Linked DNA regions of Homo sapiens: region 1 is linked to region 2. Evidence: chromatin contacts called from ENCODE POLR2A ChIA-PET data. All regions are on one chromosome and are shown on one strand. Each heading gives the region's core, a stretch centred on a gene start or an enhancer-like site at or near the end of the contact. The rest is flanking DNA. Distances are from core to core; before and after follow the strand shown. Region 1 overlaps SLC2A1-DT (SLC2A1 divergent transcript). Region 2 holds the start of CDC20-DT (CDC20 divergent transcript).

Region 1 (7,322 bases), core at 3,555-6,054, 390 kb after region 2:
GGAGGGAAGGCTGTCTGTCCTTGCTGGATCCAGAGGGCTATAGGGAAGAGGCACTTCCAGGGGTCAGCCCTGGTGGTAAACATCAGAGTGTGGGACTGCTTTGGAGAGGGGTGGAAGGCTGGGGGTCAGAGTCTCCTACACACACTTCCCACCTTCTCAAGCTCTCTCCCCATATATTGGAGGTCTGGGGTGGGCATCTCAATGGACCCTATTCCTGTTTAAAGATATCCCCCCACCCTCTTCCATGGCAAAGGTTCCCAATTCTGGGTGGGCATCAGAATTTCCTGAGAAGCTTTAAAAAGTGAAGATTCTTCAATCTAAATGCCCATCTGGGATGGAGTGGATAAAGAAAATGTGGCAAATATACACTATGGAATACTATGCAGCCATAAAAAGGAACAAGATAATGTCCTTTGTGGGGACATGGATGGAGTTGGAAGCCATTATCCTCAGCAAACTAATGCAGGAACAGAAAAGCAAACACTGCAGGTTCTCACTTATAAGCTGAATGATGAAAACACATGGACACATTGGGGAGGGGGAAACAACACACACTGGGGGCTGTTAGGGGTAGGATCGGGGGAGGGAAAGCATCAGGAAGAATAGCTAATGGATGCTGGGTTTAATACCTAGGTGATGGAATGATCAGTGCAGCAAATCATCATGGCACACGTTTACCTATGTAACAAACCTGCACATCCTGCACATGTAACCCTGAAGTTAAAATAAAAGTTGAAGGAAAAATGTAAAGATTTATGAGTCCCACTTGAGACCTACTGACTTAGAATACTGTTGGGCAGGACCATAAAACAGTATTTATTTTTAGTGCCCTGGGTGATTCTGCCATTTAGACGGGTAAGAACTCCTCACCAAAGCCGGGCACGGTGGCTCACGCCTGTAATCCCAGCACTTTGGGAGGCCGAGGCGGGCAGATCACGAGGTCAGGAGATCAAGACCAGCCTGACCAACGTGGTGAAACCCTGTCTCTAGTAAAAAATACAAAAATTAGCCGGGTGTGGTGGCGTGTGCCTGTAATCCCAGCTACTGAGGAGGCTGAGGCAGGAGAATCAGTTGAACCAGAGAGGCAGAGGTTGCAGTGAGCTGAGATTGCGCCATTGTTCTCCAGTCTGGGTGACAGAGCGAGACTCTGTCTCAAAAAAAAAAAAAAAATTAAAAGAACTCCTCACCTACCAGGTCAAGTTTAAACCCTCCAGCAAGGTATTCCCAGCCCTCTGCAATCTGGCCCCAGTGCTCCCGTGCAGCCTCACGCCCTTCACTCCAAGCACGCAGCTCATGAAACTGCTCCATGTTCCTTATCTTTGGTTGCTCTCTCACAACCAAAGATGATAGAAGTTCATCTTTCTGTCTTCCCCTCATCTACACAGGGAACTTCTACATGTCCTTTGAGCGAGGCTTTGCAGCAAATAAAAATATTTCACCCCAAAATATACTTCTTTGACATATTTTGAGATGGCTGTTCAGAGAGCCTGGGAACAGAAGTAGGCCTGCAAAGCTGTCTTTTGTAGGGGAGACCTGCATCTATAGGGACATCTGCATTGATGCAGGCAGGCTTCCTCTGCGGACCTTCCCTTGTCAGATCTAGGACAGACTAACTGATGAGAGTCTGGTACCTTCAAAGGTCTACTCTCTCTGACAGCTGCTATCTGTGAGCTTTCATCTACATAACAAGACCACCTTTGCTAGGGAGGCCTCCTCTTCTCCCCATCTCATAAACTGTTTTGCCAGGATCCAAGCCTCCCTTTCTTTCCTTCCTTCCTCCCTCCCTCCCTCATTTCTTTCTTTCTTTTTTTTTTTTTTTTTTTTTTTTTTTGCTCTTGTTGCCCAGGCTGGAGGGCAGCGGTGCGATCTCAGCTCGTGCAACCTCAGCATCCCTGGTTCAAGTGATTCTCCTGCCTCAGCCTCCCGAGTAGCTGGAATTACAGGTGCGCACCACAACACCCAGCTAATTTTTTGTATTTTTAGTAGAGACGGGGTTTCATGTTGGTCAGGGTGGTCTCAAACTCCTGACCTCAGGTGATCCACCCACCTTGGCCTCCCAAAGTGGTGGGAATACAGGCATGAGCCACTGCGCTCAGGCCCCAAGCCCCCATTCTTTCTGTAACCTCAAGATGGCATATAAGCTTCTGCACCCCATTGCAGAGTGGGGAGTAATCAATCACTCTGTGGTTCTCCCTGTGTGCGCATTAATAAATTTGCATGCCATTTCTGCTATTCATCTGCCTTTTGTCAGTTGACTTTTCAGTGAACCTTCAGAGGGCAAAGGGGAAGTTTTCCCTTGGCTTCCATACCTTCCACACCCTTCTTCCACCCAGCCAGACAGAAGTCTTTTCTCTTTCCTGTGTCTCTCCCAGCTCTTCCCTGTATCACAGCACCCGTCACTCTGCCCTGTTATTATTTAATGACGTCTGTGCCAGATAATTTGTACAACCTGCCTTGTTTAAGCCCCCCAAGAATCCCTGGAGGTAGATGATGATGAGGATGAGGATGATGATGATGATGATGATAGCAACAAAGACTCTGCAGGAAAAAAGCCTGCTCTAAGAATTCTACATGTGCTGCCAGACCCCTTCATCCTCACCACAGCCCTGTGAGGGGTAGCTTTCATTATTATCAAGTCCATCTTAGAGACAAGGACACTGATGCCCAGAGAGGTGAACTCATTCACCCTAGGTCACACTGGAAAGGGGTGGAGCCAGGATCTAACCCAGGCAGTGCTCCAGTTACCCACTGAGCTTCAGCCCTTTTATACATGAAGACCCTGAGGCCCAGGGAAATCATTTGTCCTAACTCACCATTCCCATAAGTGGCAGAGTCATAATTTGCATCCAGTAACCTCTGACCCCAGGGCTCCACACTCTCACATGGCCCCTGTTTAAACCTGCTGCAAAGTAATCTCCAGGTCAAGCTCCTATTCCTGGCCTGTTCTATGATGTTCCCTTCCTCTATCCCACAAACCCCCAGAGACTTGCCTTCCCATCTTCCCAACATGGCCTTCCCTCTGATCTCACTCCCTACCCATCCTGCCCCACCTCGAGTTCCCTGGAAGGAACACCCTGCCCTTACTGGGGTCACAGCTTCCCTGGCAGGCAGAGATCCAGCAACACTTGGGAGCTTTTCCCATTATTTCTCTATCCTGCATTCTGGACTAAGCAGGCAGAGGCAATGGAGGTGTTGGGGGAGCACCCTCTTCCCCTCCCTGGGCTTCTTTGTCAGTAAGGTGGAGAATGGCCCTGCCCTGGCTGCCTGCCAGGGCCAAGAAGATGTTCTGATGGGATAATGGGGCAAAAGCTTCACAAATGCTGGTGGTCCAGCCCTGAATGCCTCACTCCTGGGCCATGATAGGAGGGTGGGGTCCCAACCAGCTGGAGACCCAGCCCCACCATGCTGACAAGGTACCTACCCACCCTGCGCCCCAGCAGCCTCCTCTAAAGTAACTTCTGCATAGAATCACTATAAGAATCGACTGCAGCACAGACTGTACACATATAAAGGGCATCCCGACAGAGGAATAGCTCCATAAATAAAGGGTAGCAATTACGTGAAGGGTCCGGCCTCCTTCTGTAGAATCAGAGCTGTGAAATCAGGCACCTTTTCAGAGAACTCCAGTGGGAAACCAGCTCTCCACAGTGGGCCCCCAGTTCAGCCATCCCACCACTGAGAATAACTCTAGCTGTCCAGCTGGGCAACAGCAGGCTTTCAAAATTGCATGGTAATCTTGTAATCACAGATATCCTTTTTTTTTTTTTAAATAAGGTCTGGCTCTGTCACCCAAGCTGAAGTGCAGTGGCACAATCTCAGCTCACTGCAACCTCTGCCTCCTGGGCCAAGGGATCCTTCCGCTTCAGCCTCCAAAGTAGCTGGGACTACAAGCACACAACACCACACTCAGCTAATTTTTTTTTTTTTTTTTTTTTAGAGAGACAGAGTTTTACCATGTTGCCCAGGCTGGTCTTGAACTCATAGACTCAAGCAATCCACCCACTTTGGCCTCCCAAAGTGCTAAGATTACAGGCAAGAGCCGCCACGTCCAGCCCTGCAGATATTCTTTACCTCACAGAAGTTGTAGAGCTCTTAACCATCTGCTTTTCTCATCAATCCTTTACAAAGCCTACAGAAGGAGTTTGCGTGGTTCCGTGCTGGCCTGAGCTCATCTCCAGCTCTGTTTCTTACTTGCTGGGTGATCTTGGGCAAGTAATTTCCCTTCTCTGGGCCTCAGTTTGCTTCATCTGTGAAGTGGGTGGGATACTCTCAGCCTTTGAGGGTTCCTGTGAGAATCACAAGTATCAGGCACAGAGGAAGAAGATAATAGTCCTTAAATCACCATTACCCTCATTCTCTAGATGAAGAAATTGAGGTTTGGAAAAGCTCCCCTACTTGCTCCACAGCTAGGAAGAAGCAGGGTCGGCTCTGAGTCCAGGAGCTCTGCTTCCACACAAGAAGGATCCCCCAGTTTTAAAACTTCTGACACTATGAGGTATGGCTTTGGCTGCTCAAAAACAAAGACCAATCTCAGGGTCCTGTTTTAGATGTCCCTTGTTACAACTCTTATTAGTTACAGCCAGCTTGGCCCAGATGCAGCACCAGGTCCTCCAGACTGGGTCAGAGGGAACAAGGTGAAAGCCAACACGGGCGTGGAGGGTGAGGCCACGAGCCCTGTGTCTGCCGGAAGGCCCACAGACATGGGACAGGAAAGCCATGGGCTTGTCCCAGTCGACCGCACAGTGAGGACACAGTGACCTCATCCCCACAGCCATGAGCACTGTTGTCAGCACCATGCTCCAATTTTACAGCCTGAGTCAGCGGGCAGAGGGACACTGTGCATTTAATAGCCTGACATTGTGCAGAGAGACACTTTGCATTGCCCCGGCCTCGACCCTGCTGATTTATTCGGGCTACCTCAGAGTAAAAGACGAGAACTCTTCTTAAGCATCTGGCTCTGGGTAACTTACTTCTAATCTTCTCTCTTTTGAAGACAATGATAAAACACCATTTTTCGATTGACAAAGACTGAAAAGACAAACCACACCCAGTATTGACCAGAAGACTTCGAAAGAGCAGGTCTCTTTACAGCCGATAAAAGTGCAAAATGTACCATTTTTTCTGAAGGGAAATTTGGCAAAGCTTTAAAAATTCACCTGTCCTTTGGCCCTGTAATCCTTCTACTACAACGATATGTACTGAGTTCTTGGCACAAAGCTGTCCTTCATAGAGTTGTTTATAACTGCCTCCAAATGAAAACTGCCTAATTACTCATCAAGAGGAGATTGGTTCAATCAATGATGGTCTATCAGTCAGCCATTCAAAATCATGTTGGGGCTGCGCACCGTGGCTCACACCTGTAATCCCAGCACTTTGGGAGGCCAAGGCGGGCAGATCACCTGAGGTCCAGAGTTCGAGACTACCTTGACCAACATGCAGAAACCCCATCTCTATTAAAAATACAAAATTAGCCGGGTGTGGTGGCGCATGCCTGTAATCCCAGCTACTTGGGAGGCTGAGGCAGGAGAATCGCTGGAATCCAGAAGGCAGAGGTTTCGGTGAGCCAAGATCACACCATTGCACTCCAGCCTGGGCAACAACAGTGAAACTCAGTCTCAAAAAAAAAAAAAAAATCATGTTGGGGGCAGAGTGCAGTGGCTCACACCTGTAATCCTAGGACTTTGGGAGGCTGAGGAAGGTGGATCACTTCAGGCCAGGAGTTTGAGACCAGCCTGGGCAACACAGCAAGACTCCCATCTCTCAAAAAAAATTTTTTTAAATTAGTGTATTGGCACATGGCTGTGGTCCCAGGTACTAGGGAGGCTGAGGTGAAAGGATCACTTGAGCCCAGGAGTTGGAGACCAGCCTAGGCAATACAACGAGACTCTATCTCTTTAAAAAAAAAAAAAAAAAGATTAGCTAGGCATGGTAGTGCGCACCTGTAGTCCCAGCTACATGGGAGGCTGAGGCAGAAGGATTGTTTGAGCCCTGGAGTTCAAGGCTGCAGTGAGCTATGCTTATACTATGATTATGTCACTGCACTCCAGCCTGGGCGATAAAACCAGAGCCTGTCTTTAACAACAAGAAAAAAATCACATTGGGAAGAATATTTACTCACATAGGAATGTTCATGAGCAATCAAGAGACAAAGCAACTTAAATCCAGAATGATTTGCATTGATATAACTAGGCTTGATAAGCTTTTCCACATGAGGATTGTCCCCTTGGAACGCTCCCCATTGGAACCCAGCCACCACGCTATAAGGAAGTCCAAGCTATCCTTCAGGAGACAGAGGAGGATGCAACACCATATGGAGAGAATGGCCCAGCCATGTGTCCAGCTGAATGCTGCCGCATGAGTCACCCCAGCTGCCATCATGTGGGGCAGAACTGCCCAGTCAGTCCACAAAATCATGAGAAATAATAAGCTGTTGCTGTTTAAATCCACTAAGTTTTGAGATGGTTACTCTTTTTTTCTTTTTTCTTTCTTTTTTTTTTTTTTTTTTTTGAGATAGAGTCTCACTCTGTCACCCAGGCTGGAGTGCAGTGGCACGATCTTGGCTCACTGCAACTTCTACCTCCTGGGTTCAAACAATTCTTGTGCATCAGCCTCCCACATAGCTGCGATTACAGGTATGTGCCATCACACCCAGCTCATTTGTTTTTTTTTTTTTTTGTGGGGGTGAGTAGGGGCTCTGTCACCAGGCTGGAGTGCAGTGGCGCGATCTCGGCTCACTGCAACCTCCGCCTCCTGGGTTCAAGCGATTCTCCTGCCTCAGCCTCCCGAGTAGCCGGAATTACAGGTGCGCACCACAACACCCAGCTAAATTTTTGTATTTTTAGTAGGGACGGGGTTTTACCACATTGGCCAGGATGGTCTTGATCTCTTGACCTCGTGATATGCCCACCTTGGCCTCCCACAGTGCTGGGATTACAAGCGTAAGCCACTGAGCGGGGCCCCTTTTTGTATTTTTAGTAGAGACAGGGTTTCGCTATGTTGGCCAGGCTGGTCTTGAACTCCTGGCCTCAGGTGATCCACCCGCCTCGACCTCCCAAAGTGCTGGGATTACAAGCATGAGCCACCCCACCCGGCCTGACATGGATAATCTACAGCAATAGATAGCTGTGGCACCTTGTTTGCATTCCTAGATTTTCAGAATGCACACAGACCACAAGAGCAGAAGCACCTGTGTGGAGCATCAACTTAGTTGTGCACACCTGGAAGGCAGAGCTTTAAGTGACTCCAACTTACTGAGCCTCCACCACTGGCCAGTCATTGTGCAGCTTCCACAAATACCATCACGTACTAGGTACTTAATAAGT
Region 2 (7,032 bases), core at 262-2,761:
GTGGAGAGAAGAGCATGAGCTTCCTTGTTTGTGTGGTCCCAGGCCCTCTTTCTCCATGCATGAGGCGAGGATAAGGATGCACTTACAATAGTCATTTCGGATTTCAGGCGCATCCAGGATACGGTCTGGCAGGGAAGGAATGTAACGGCAGGTCTTCCGGCTGGAGCCAGGAGTGGCCTTTTGGCTGTAGAGTACTTTCAGTCTGTTCTGATAACCTGTGGCAACGGAGTGAGTCTAGACGCTGGGAAAATCAACACCTCCCTTGCCCTCAATCTTAGATAGGAAGAGGAGACAGATATCTGTGCTCAGCCCTGGAGATGAACTGACACCTCCCTCCAGGAACCAGGAACTTCGGGTCTTACCCTCTGGCGCATTTTGTGGTTTTCCACTGAGCCGAAGGATCTTGGCTTCCTCTACATCAAAACCGTTCAGGTTCAAAGCCCAGGCTTTCTGATGTTCCTGGCATAAAGGGTAGTGAAGGAGCAAGATGGTATTATCCAAAGAACAGTCAGGTCCCGTGCCTTAAGCCCCTCTGGGACACATACCTTCTTGGTGGGCGTCTGGCTGTTTTCAGGCTGGTTCTCCTTGCTCAGGAGGAAGCTGGCCACCTCCATCTGGGCAGCACTGCGATGGGGGATATAGCGGTCACCGCCAGGTTTGCTAGGAGTGGTCTGAACCTTGGAACTGGATTTGCCTGGGGCGGAGAAAGAGAAGACAGTCTGACCAGGCTCCCCAGGGAGAAAGTATGAAGGCTGCTCTCACTCAGTTCCTTTGGCACCTCACTGACCAGGAGTTCGGCCCGGAGTCCTGCCGGCGCTGTGGGATCGGTTGGCGGCCCGCATGGGTGAGGGGGCCGGGCCTGCGGCTTCCTTGGCTTTGCGCTGCCAGCGCGCAGGGGGTGCATTGGGGATGGGTGCATCCAGCTGAAGCAGCGAGTGCAGGTCACTCTCGAACGCGAACTGTGCCATGGGAGCGCCCGCAGGGGGAGGGGTCCTTGCAGTTGGTGCCTACGGAGCCCTGGAGGAAAGGAGGCGACGGTGCTCAGGGGACAGAAAGGGACCCCTTCGCTCCTGGCCGGCCACAAAATCAGGGCCACCCTCGGCTGCAGCCCCTTCCGGCCTAGCACCCCCTCCCCCTGGCCACGGCCCCACCTCGGCTCAGCCCCACCACCTCTCACCGTGCCCTCCGGAGCAGTTCCGACCGGCTTTAACACGCCTGGCTTACGCCTCTTAAACTCTCCGCTCCGAGCGCCTATTGGCTCCTTCAAAATCCAACCGTCGCAACCGTTGCCCTAGCCCATTGGCCTCTCCGGCGAAGGGGGCGGGCCTTCCGGGGAAAGTCTCAGCTATCACGAGAGTCTAGCGGCGGAGCGCGATTTGAAGGGTACGAGAGGGGCTGGGAGCCGGCGCCAGAGGACTAGTACTGGAAAGCCGGCCGGGACAGGGCGGGGCAGGGCGGGGCCGGGTGGGGCCTGCGCTGCCTCAGCGTCCTGGAGTCGTCTCGGTTCGCCCTTTTGCGTGCCTTCCACCGCCGCGAGCTCGGAATGTCTGGCCCCGGGTGCTTCAGGGTCCGAGAACCTGCAGAAGTTCACACTTAAATCCTACACGAGAGTCGTATTTATGATGCAGAACTCGGTGCAGAACCCGATGGAGTGCCCAAGGCGCTTGAGCCGTTCCTAGAAGGGGAAGGAGAGCCGCGGGCGGCAGCGGGGCAGGGGACGGAATTGGGAAGCTTGGGAGCAGGAAGAAGGCCAGAGCTACTTAGGGTACATTCCACTTTTGCTTGGCGCCGGGTAGGAACCCTGCTAGAAAGGAAGTAACGTGTGTTTGTCTCGTTTGCTGTTGTTTTACAAACAGGGAAAATGAGGTTGAAAAGGGTGAATGAATTCCTTAAGGTCAAGAAAAAGGATCGGTATTCAAACCTGCCTATCTGGAAGATAAGCTTAGACTGCCCTACAGGAGGCACTGTGGCTTATCCCCTTGGGGCTTTAAAGATGTGAGGACCTTAGAGATCCATTAGTCTAACCTGTGCGTGGTGCAGCCTCCCCACCCCGACAACAAATCCATATTTTACAGATGGAGAAACGGAGGCCCAGGGAAGGGATGTGCCCGAGGTCATACAAAGAAGTTTGTGGGAATCCAGGTCTGACTCGCACTCAATCTAGTGCTCTAATAATGACTTGAGTGAATTGTATGAATGTGCTCAGAGGTGGAGCAGCAATCATAAAAGTAATAATGGTACCATTTATGGACCATCTAACTACTGTGTTAAAACAATTTACAGGCCATGCGCGGTGGCTCACGCTTGTAATCCCAGCACTTTGGGAGGCCGAGGCGGGCAGATCACGAAGTCAGAAGATCGAGACCATCCTGGCTAACACGGTGAAACCCCGTCTTTACTAAAAATACAAAAAATTAGCCGGGCTTGGTGGCGGGCGCCTGTAGTTCCAGCTACTCGAGAGGCTGAGGCAGGAGAATGGCGTGAACCCGGGAGGCGGAGCTTGCAGTGAGCCGAGATCGAGCCACTGCACTCCAGCCTGGGCAACAGAGCGATACTCTGTCTGAAAAAAAAAAAAAAAGTTTACATACATTATCGAGTTCAATCCTTAATCCCATAAGGCAGATAGATACCCCATCTTCCCTTTACAGAAAAAAGAAACTGGGTCAGAAAGATTAGAAACTTGCCCAAAGGCATGCAGCCAATAATAAGTAGGGGAGCCCAGGATTCAAACTATCTGACTAATCCCTGCAATCTAAACAATACGCTATACTGTCCCAGAAAGAGGCTGGAAAAATCATTTTCAGTCATTAGCTTAAAGTCCACTCCGATGCTTACAGATAATGTTATTATCTTTGACTTGAAGCCTTTGCATTCTCTATTTCCAATTACCTTGGAAAATAAGGAATTGGATATGCTTAGGTTAGAGGTGGGGAATTCCCAGAAAACATAGAAAAGGTTGTCTCATGTCAAGTTGGTCAGGGTCTTAAATGTTAAGCTAAAGACTTTGGACTTCATCTGCTAGGCATTGTGGTACCTGTGGGGTTTCTGTGTAGGGAAGGACCAAATAAAACATCTGAGGGGGGGGATATGGCAATAATTTGCAACTTCTGGTGGTAGCTATAGAGAAGGATAAAGGGTATAGCCTCAGGGAATTTGTACATTTAAAAATAAAGGATTTGGGCAGGTTGTCATGGTTCACTCCTGTAATCCCAGCACTTTGGGAGGCCAAGGCGGGCAGATCACTTGAAGTCAGTAGTTCAAGACTAGTCGGGCCAATGTGGCGAAACCCTGTCTCTACTAGAAGTACAAAATTAGCCAGGTGTGGTGGTGCACACCTGTAATCCCAGCTACCTGGGAGGCTGAGGCAGGGGAATCGCTTGAACCTGGGAGGCGCAGGTTGTAGTGAGCGAGGTCGCGCCACTGCACTCTAGCCTGGGTGACAGAGGGAGACTTTGTCTCAAAATAATAATAATAATAAATGAATGAAGGAAGGCAATGGAAATTATCCAGACATGGATCTTGAAGTGGGAGATACCCTAATATATGTAGTCAAGTGGAATGATGACAGAAAGGGTCAGATTTGGCCATTGAAAATCAAATTACCGATGACTTTGGAGAGAGCAGGATCAGGAAAGTGGGTGCTTGAGATCCATTTTGGAGGAGTTGCGGAAAGAATGAAATAGGGAGAACGGGAAGCCGGCAAGTATAGGTGACTTGTGTAGCCCATCCCCTGATATCCTCTATATTCGTTTGCTAGAGTTACTGTAACAAAGTACCACAAACTGGCTTAAATGACAGAAATTGGTTGTCTCACAATTCTGGAGGTTAGAAGTTCCAGATCAAGGTGTCATGAGAGTTGTGTGAGAACCGTGAGGAAGAATCTGTTCCATGCCTCTCTCCTGGCTTCTGGTGGTGGTTTGCCGGCAATCTTTGTCATTCCTTGGCTTATAGAAGAATCGCCCTGTTCTCTGCCTTCATCTTCACTTGGCTTTCTTTCTGTGTGTATGTGTGTCCAATTTTCTCTTTTTATAAGAATACCAATCATATTGAACTAGGGCCCTGACCTCATCTTAACTAATTATATCTGCAATGACCCTATTTCCTAATAAGGTCGTATTTGAAGTACTGGGAGTTAAGACTTCAACATCTGGCTGGGTGTGGTGGCTTACACTTGTAATCCCAGCACTTTGGAAGGCCAAGGCCAGAGGATTGCTTGAGCTCATGAGTTTGGGACCAGTCTGGGCAACATAGTATCACCTTGTCTCTAAAAAAAATACAGAAAACAGGCCTGCGCGGTGGCTCACACCTGTAATCCCAGCACTTTGGGAGGCTGAGGCGGGCGGATCACTAGGTCAGGAGATCGAGACCATCCTGGCTAACGCGGTGAAACCCTGTCCTGCGAAAAATATAAAAAAAATTCGCCGGGCATGGTGGCGGGCGCCTGTAGTCTCAGCTACTCGGGAGGCTGAGGCAGGAGAATGGCGTGAACTCGGGAGGTGGAGCTTGCAGTAGGCCGAGATCGCGCCACTGCACTCCAGCCTGGGCGACAGAGCAAGATTCCATCTCAAAAAAAAATAATAATAATACAGAAAACATTAGCCAAGCTAGTGGTGCACACCTGTAATTCCAGTAGTCCCAGCTACTTGGGAGGCTGAGGTGGGAGGATCGCTTGAGACCAGGAGTTTGAGGCTGCAGTGAGCCGTGACCACACCACTGCATTCCAGCCTGGGCGACAGAGTGAAGACCCTGTCTCAAAAAAAAAAAAAAAAACAAAAAAACTTTTATCTTTTTTTGTGGTGTGGTCTTGGCTCACTGCAACCTCTGCCTCCCGGTTTCAAGTCATTCTTGTGCCTCAGCCTCCCAAGTAGCTGGGATTTCAGGTGTGTGCCACCGGGCCCGGCCAAAAAAAAAAAAAAAAGGACTTTAACATGTGAATTTGAGGGAGAGGAGAGGAATAGAATTCAATCCATAATATCCTCCTACTGTTGGAACCCAAGCAGAAACCAAAGCCCAGGAGAATGCTTGGATGCCAGCCATATGAATCAGCCTTGCTAAGCATAGGACAAGATGGAGAAGGATGGAGAATAGGTCTGGGTGGGACAAATGGATGACATCCAGTATACCCAATCTCCATAATTCCTCCCCAGCCACATGAAAGGCTCTGACTTTACTCCTAGGGACTCAAGACTGGAATGGGAAGAGCATGAAATTGAGCTGTCTATCCCCCTGGATCTCTCATTGCCACCTGCCCATAGGTTGGCTGCACCCCTCCACCAAAGAAAGGCCATGACTCCTTCCTGGCAGCCCTGTCTTACAGCTACTCTCTGGTGATCTGGGAACCACTCCCTCCCTTACCCCTTGATGCCTAGGGCTAGTGCCAGCACCTTGTTGTTGTTAGCCTCAGAGGCACTTGCACTGTTCCTTGATGGTTTTCCCAAATCTTGCCCTCATCTTTGTAAATACTGTTTGCCGTTTATTACACTGTCATCATATTACCCAATTTGAGTGTGTCATCTATTTCTTCCAAGACCCTGACTGATACAGTGGGTATATTTGGAGCCAGAAAAAACAATGACAACAAAACCATTTGTTTGAGAATTAGAATGTGTTAGGAGAGTCCATAATCAGAACTGTCTGAGCACATTTACTGCTGCCTATGAACGGTTTAGAGGATGAGGACAGCTGGCATGGGATTAAGGTAACCTTGTCCAGAAAGATTTCATTCATTTAGAAAAAATTTATTGAAGGCCTACTATCATGCACCAAGCACTACTCTAGGTGCTGGGGGAAAAGGACAAATAAATCATGTTCCTTTCCCTCAAGGAGCTCACAATCTAGTAGCAGGGGACAGATATGTAAACAGTTAGTTGCATAAAGCATCACAGTGCTGTAGTAGATGTCTGAGCTAGAGATAAGAACTTTGGAATGGTCAACATATAGTAAAGGCAGAGAATAGATGGGATTGGAGACTGTTAAGAAATGGAATCTTGAAGGACTGTAATAATTGGAAGAAATGCTAGAAGAGGAGAGTAAGAAGGAATAATTATAACAGTAGTTCGGATATATGAATCATTTACTATGTCCTAGGGACTGTGCTTTACTTAGATTATCTCAATCCTCGTCACAACTCTATGGGGTGCTGTTATTATCCCTGTTTTACAGATGAAAAAACTAAGGCTCAAAGACATTAAGTTATGTGCCCAAGGTTGCACAGCTAGTAAATGTGAAGGACAGGAATTGAATCCAGCTCTGATTCTAGATCTAGTTTATTCTCTTAACTACTAGTACACTCAGCCGGGCGCAGTGGCTCATGCCTGTAATCCTAACACTTTGGGAGGCCAAGGTGGGTGGATCACCCGAGGTTAGGAGTTCAAGACCAGCCTGGGCAACATGGCAAAACCCTGTCTCTACTAAAAATATGAAAATTAGCTGGGGCTGTGCGCAGTGGGTCACACCTGTAATCCCAGCACTTTGGGAGGCAGAGGCAGGCGGATCACGAGATCAGGATATCGAGACCATCCTGGCCAACGTGGTGAAAACCGGTCTCTCCTAAAAATAGAAAAAAATTAGGCATGGTGGCAGACGCCTGTACTCCCAGCTACTTGGGAGGCTGAGGCAGAATGGCTTGAACCCGGGAGGCAGAGGTTGCAGTGAGCCGAGATCGTGCCACTGCACTCCAGTCTGGCAACAGAGCAAGGCTCCGTCTAAAAAAAAAAAAAAAAAAAAAAAAAAAAAATTAGCTGTGTGTGGTGGTGTGCGCCTGTAATCCCAGCTACTAGGGAGGCCGAGGCACAAGAATCGCTTGAACCCGGAGGTGGAGGTTGCAGTGAGCTGAGATCGCGCCATTGCACTGCAGCCTGGGTGACAGAGTGAGACCCTGTCTCAAACAAATAAAAAAAACCTACTAATATACTCAAAGAGGCAGGACCAAGGTAGGAAAGAATTTAAAGGAGAAGTGAGTAGTCAGCCTTGACAAATCTTACAGCGAGATCAAAGGAACTGATGATTAACGAGATCCTATTGGATCTTGGA

The links. ChIA-PET counts read pairs that join two places held with the same protein, here RNA polymerase II (POLR2A).
Region 1: POLR2A ChIA-PET joins it to region 2 with 11 read pairs in A549. The contact joins the enhancer-like site here to the promoter of CDC20-DT in region 2. POLR2A ChIA-PET finds 5 or more read pairs at or near these places in 2 of 52 experiments (A549 and H1).

Annotation. Positions count from the first base shown.
Region 1 is chr1:42,970,938-42,978,259 of GRCh38, reverse strand. It overlaps SLC2A1-DT (SLC2A1 divergent transcript), which reads right to left. Exons shown (of 4, transcript NR_033967.1): 3 at 4,072-4,286. Among named protein-coding and RNA genes, the nearest start is that of SLC2A1-DT, 16 kb to the right of the region's middle. RefSeq lists enhancers at 4,178-4,678, 4,679-5,179, 6,293-6,792, 6,793-7,294. Within about 2 kb of position 4,804, at least 3 of the 41 ENCODE cell types and tissues checked have a DNase peak (open chromatin) inside an H3K27ac peak, as active enhancers do.
Region 2 is chr1:43,353,152-43,360,183 of GRCh38, reverse strand. It overlaps CDC20-DT (CDC20 divergent transcript), which reads left to right and starts at 1,511. Exons shown (of 4, transcript NR_183650.1): 1 at 1,511-1,634; 2 at 2,076-2,142; 3 at 2,284-2,381; 4 at 5,178-5,500. CDC20 (cell division cycle 20) reads right to left here and starts at 1,203. Exons shown (of 11, transcript NM_001255.3): 1 at 1,178-1,203; 2 at 788-1,017; 3 at 546-694; 4 at 363-459; 5 at 87-215. The coding sequence starts at 968. It overlaps MPL (MPL proto-oncogene, thrombopoietin receptor), which reads right to left. Exons shown (of 12, transcript NM_005373.3): 12 at 5,718-7,032. RefSeq lists silencers at 1,015-1,164, 1,355-1,464 and enhancers at 907-1,415, 1,755-1,814, 1,926-2,434.